2 separate regions of the Homo sapiens genome follow, and region 1 is linked to region 2. A link is a contact called in ENCODE Hi-C data. All regions are on one chromosome and are shown on one strand. Each heading gives the region's core, a stretch centred on a gene start or an enhancer-like site at or near the end of the contact. The rest is flanking DNA. Distances are from core to core; before and after follow the strand shown. Region 1 overlaps ATP10D (ATPase phospholipid transporting 10D (putative)). Region 2 holds the start of TXK (TXK tyrosine kinase).

Evidence for each region. Hi-C counts contacts between places; a loop is a spot of excess contacts on that map. Pooled maps may share reads with other maps.
Region 1: a pooled map shows a loop between it and region 2 (2.3-fold over the local background). The contact joins the enhancer-like site here to the promoter of TXK in region 2. A Hi-C loop is called at or near these places in 5 of 50 pooled maps.

Annotation. Positions count from the first base shown.
Region 1 is chr4:47,530,452-47,533,190 of GRCh38, forward strand. All of the region lies in intron 5 of ATP10D (ATPase phospholipid transporting 10D (putative)), which reads left to right. Among named protein-coding and RNA genes, the nearest start is that of ATP10D, 47 kb to the left of the region's middle. Within about 2 kb of position 1,345, at least 17 of the 41 ENCODE cell types and tissues checked have a DNase peak (open chromatin) inside an H3K27ac peak, as active enhancers do.
Region 2 is chr4:48,132,871-48,135,661 of GRCh38, forward strand. TXK (TXK tyrosine kinase) reads right to left here and starts at 1,380. Exons shown (of 15, transcript NM_003328.3): 1 at 1,285-1,380. The coding sequence starts at 1,300. RefSeq lists a silencer at 822-1,116.

The DNA.
Region 1 (2,739 bases), core at 95-2,594, 600 kb before region 2:
TTGTTTGTTTGTTTGTTTGTTTTTCGAGACAGTCTCACTCTATTTCCCAGGCTAGAGCAGAGTGGTGCGATCTCAGTTCACTGCAACCTCCACCTCCTGGTTCAAGCAACTGTTGTGCCTCAGCCTCCTGAGTAGCTGGGATTATAGACACGTGCCACCATGCCTGGGTAATTTTTGTATTTTTAGTAGAGATGAGGTTTTGCCATGTTGACCAGTCTGGTCTCTAACTCCTGGCCTCAGGTGATCTGCCTGCCTTGGCCTCCCAAAGTGCTGGTATTACAGGCATGAGCCACTGCGCCCAGCCTAGTTTTAGTTTTTAATTCTGTCTATGTGGTGAATCACATTTATTGATTTGTATATGTTAAACTATCCTTCTGTCTCTGGAATAAAACCATGTGATCATGATGGATTATCTTTTTGATGTGCTATTGGCTTTGGTTTGCTAATATTTTATTGAAGATTTTTGCATCTGTATTCATCAGGGATATTAGCCTGAAGCTTTCTTTTTTGTTGTTGTTGTGTCCTTGCCAGATTTGGGTATCATGGTGATGCTGGCTTCATGGAATGAGTTAGGGAGCCCCTAATCTGACTCCTCTGACTTGTTGGAATAGTTTCCGTAAGATGGGTATCAGCTATTTTTTTTTGCACTGATGAGAAAATTTGACTATAAATCCATCTGGCCCTGGGCTTTTTGTTGTTGGTAGGTCTTTTATTAATGATTCAATTTCATTTCTTGTTATTGGTCTGTTCAGGATTCCATAGCATCTGTAAGTAGCACTGGATACAGACATCTGATAGGGTAGGGACAGGGAGGGAACCATGCAGTGGAAAGAGGGAAAGGCTTAGTCTTAATCAGGAGATAATGCTGGAATTAAATCTTCAAGAATGAGAAGATGCTAGGCAAACAATAAAGTGAAAAGAATGGCTGGCATTTCAGGCTGAGGGAGCAACATAGGCAAGAGCACAGAGGCCCAAGACTACAGTGTATTTGTATTGTTCTATGTGGCTAAGTATGTCTGGAATGTAGGTGAGCAATAAGGCAGATCATGAAGAGGCCAGAGCCTGAAGGGCCTTGTGTATTTTGTTAAAAAGAAACATTTATCCTGAAGTTATTGGGGTTAGTATTAGAAAAGTCCTTCCATGGAAATTTTAGATGGTCTTCATGAAAAGAAGTTAGGCAGCTGCCCCTCTCTCATCAGAAACATTCTCATAAGCCATCTCTTAGGATGAGTCCTTTTCAAGGATCATTTCCTCTAGCTGCTGACTGTGAATAAAGTTTCCTCTTGTAAATGTCAGAATCAGGGGCTGCCATTTTTTCACCTGAGGTCAGATCTGTCTTAGGGTGCAGCCTATTCAGCTGTCCTCTTCCCACAGCTGGGCACGCTGACTCCCTGATGAGCTCAGACTTGCCCCTAGCAGGATGTATTTGGTTTATGCGGTGGAGAGAACAGGAAGGAACTCTAGTCTACACTCTGTGGTCTGGAGCATATAGCACTCTGCAAAGAATCTGGCCCAGTGCATGTAGTTAGATTTTTAAAAAACTGTATGAGAACACTGTTGCCACAGAAATTCTGATCCTGTGTCCCAATTCTGATAGTTTGTCTAGTGTCTGAGACTCCGGCTCTTGCTACCTCAGAACTGTTTGCTCCTGTATCATCTTGACAAGTAGTTCAAAATTTCTGGGAGTGGAGCCATGGCCTACTTTTGTCAGCCTCTCTTTTCACCCTTTGGATATGGTTCTTCTTAATAGACACATTCGAGCATCATTTGCTGTGCTGGGCACTGAGTCTTGTTCAGAGCACTTACCTAGTTCCAAGGCCCTATTAGCTTTCTGCCTATCCAAATTGTCACTTTTCCCTAGGTTTCTGGGCAACATGTTTCCCTGCCCTTTGATTCCCACTTGTGATGGCTCCTCTGATATCCGTTTGCTTTGAAATTTGCTGCTTTATTTTCTGACTATCATGACCTGACTGCCAAAGTGGCCTCCCTTCTGGAATCCTCAGATTCTGCCTTCACTAGTGATTGGAGGGGCTTTTGTCTACTCTATTCATGTCCATCCTGAGAGCTGGCCTCAGCCATTGGCAGGGAAGCATTTAATAAGAGAATCAGCCTAGGTAGATACAGTGATTTTCTGTGGAATTATTTTAATACACTAAACTGGCTCCTTATTCTTTTCCTGCTTTGTGGCCTGTTTTCAAAAATTAAGCACAAATTGAGATGCTTAAGCTACCTGTCTATATGACACCTTCTTTGATCTTCATGCTCTAAGGTAGAACTGACATCCTCCCTATTTGTGACTACACTGTATGCTGAATATCAGATTCGTATCATACTATCATATTTTTACTACTCTTACATGTTTCTACCTGTATTACCTCCTCTTAGACCACGGGAGTCCAGACTGCATGTTTGTTTTTCTATTTCTAGCATCTGGGTTGGAGCGCTGGGCACATAGTAGATAGATGTTTCATGGAAGCTGTATGTGACAGCCAGTGCCTCATACAAAACTCTGAAGGTACCATACCGTAAGTGCCAATTATCAGACACAGGTAAAATACAGGACATTTTTGGAATTTGCAGTAAGTGCAATTAATATAGAAGCTGAACTTTGTCTAATGGTGGTACCTCAAAGTGATTTAATGGTGAAAAATAAGGATTTCAGGGGAAAAAATCTTAATACTTTCTGAGGAACTTTGGAATTGATGATTTCATGTGTTAAATTCTTTCCTATAAGGACTC
Region 2 (2,791 bases), core at 130-2,629:
AGGAGGTGGAGGTTGCAGTGAGCTGAGATCGTGCCACTGCACTCCAGCCTGGGTGACAGAGCAAGACTCTGTCTAAAAAAAAAAAAAAAGTCTCATACTTAAATCCTGCGTCTGACAACCATATGAGTTTCTGGCAAGATTTAAACTTTCAAAGGCACAATTTTCTTATTGGCTAGATAAGAATAACAATTTTCACCTTGCCAGTTTGTAGTGAAGATTTCAGATAATGAATATAAAGGAACTGGTATAGACCATGGCCCATAGTAGGTGCTCAATAAATACCTTTATAAAGAAACAAACACATTGCAATTCTGATATGACGGCTGCCTTCTTATTTAGAAGACTATTCTGCTTGGTTTTTTTTTTTATTCTAATTTCTTTGGATTTATAAGCATCCCCCACAGCTCTTTCAAACCAAGGATCTTCACAGATAACAGTGTCTAGGGAATCTTTCTCTGTTCTCCTAAAACAAGCACTTATTTTTAATGATGGTCTTATATTCTATAAAAATATTAAAATAACATCTTCATATGTAGTATTATATATGAGGGAAAGAGACATTTGAGCCAGTGTTCACACTTGACCATGTTCACACTTTTAACCAGGTAGAGACTCGTGACTTTGACTCTTATTTTGGCCTTTACTCAGGCTCTGACTGCAGATAAGAATCAGTTTTGCCTAAATTTCAATTGCTTGGGAAAGGTCCTCGATAACGGAAGTCTACATAGAATTGTGAATAAATACCCCTGTGAAAATAAAGGTTAAGTCTATATGTTTACTTGATAAAGCAGATAATTTCAGAGTATAAACACAGTTGTGTTTTGACTTCTCTTCCTTTTGCCTTAAATATAGATATTTATTTGTGTGTGTGTGTATGTGTGTGTATTTATATATATATAAAGTTGCCCACTGTGATCCACCACTGCTGGAGCAAATCCAGAACTAGAACTTGGTCTCCTGGCCTTCAGCCCAGAGCTCATTACAGTCTCATTCTAAAAACAAGTACTTCATACTGATTGCATTTCTACACACACATATGCAGATTTCTGGACACTCTTTCTGTTTTTCTTTCATTTATGTTCTCAATGCTGAACCTTTATTAGAATTACATCATCACTGTGGTTCTTTAAATAAGAAACAAAACTCTGTCACAACATCTGAGGAAATTATCTTTTAATGTCCCCAAGCTCTATGCCTTGGAAAAAAAAAACTTCCTCTGCTGTTCAAGAATAACAGGCCCCAGAACAAGCCCCAAAAATAAATGACAAAGCCCATCTTACTCACAGGAGGAAAGGATCATGGTAGCCCCTTCTGCGGGGAGCACACAACAGTCTTCAGTTCTTCTGCGGTGCTCTACTCACAAAAACACATCTTTCAACTGAAATCATAGTTCGCTCAAGATGTTTCTCACGGGCAGAGTTAACCCCACCTATTTTCCTGTTCTGAAAACCTCAGAAGAGTATAAATGACAACCAATGGCATATATAAGAAAGCTCAGTAATCTCCATCCCAATCTCTGAGGGTATCTGCTATTAGTCTCTCATCCCCAAAGGTGTGGGTGACTCGCAAACATCATTTTCAAGAAATCACAAAATTTTGGTAAAAGGCACCTTTAAAATTATCAAATCAAACTGCCCTCTCTGGACTGGGAAGGAAATGAAGGCACAGACAGAATAAGGGACTTGCCCAAGGCCACACCGTGAGTGGCAGAAACAATTAGATTCTAGGCTCTGGAATATTGAGTTTAGAATGTTCCATCCTCCCACTCAGCAGACACTTTATTTGGGGGAAGTCAATCTAGTAATAACCCTAAAATGTGATTGGGGGATGGCTGAGAAATATAAAAACACCAACAATACAAAACACACTTGGGAGTTTCACTTCATCCCACTGGAAAGCATAACCATGTGTCAACTAATTAACAGAGCAACTTTAATGAAGACACAGCATATTCTAATCGCCCTTCCAATTTCCTGGTTTAGATTAAGGTCTCCTTAGCATTCTGGGTGATGACTGTTATTTTTACTTCACCTTTTGCCTTTGTTATGCTTTCGTATAAAACTTTTTTTCTAAGTCTTAGTGAAAAATATTTAAAGATTTTTGAAGGAAATGTTGACAAATGTTGCCAGGTGCTATCTATCTTGTTTTCCCATAAAAAGCATACACTGACCATTAGGACAGGGACTCTATCTTCTCCTCACTCTCTTTCATACCACCTAGTACTTCCCGTAGCTCCTCAAGGTGAAAAGGGAAGTATGGGATGGGAGGAGGGAAGGTCAGGAAGGAAGGAGAAAAGGCTGACAGTGATAGTAAGGTAGAGTGTGCCAGGACCGACTCCTTCAATGAGCTACAAGTCAGTTAAAAGTTGTGCATGGTTAGCAACCAAAATGCCCATCAATGATAGGCTGGATAAAGAAAATGTGGTACATATACACCGTGGAATATTATGCAGCTATACAGAATGAAATCATGTCCTTTGCAGGGACATGGATGGAACTGGAAGCCGTTATCCTTAGCAAAGTAATGCAGGAACAGAAAACCAAACACCACATGTTCTCACTTATAAGTGGGAACTGAACCATGAAACACATGGACACAGGGAGGGGAACAACACATACTGGGGCCTGTTGGGGAGGGCAGATGAGGGGAGAGCATCAGGAAAAATAGCTAATGCATGCCAGGCTAATATCAGGAAATATATATATCAGGCTAATATCAGGAAAAATAGCTAATGCATACCTAGGTGATGAGTTTTTGATAGGTGCAGCAAACCACCATGGCACACGTTCAC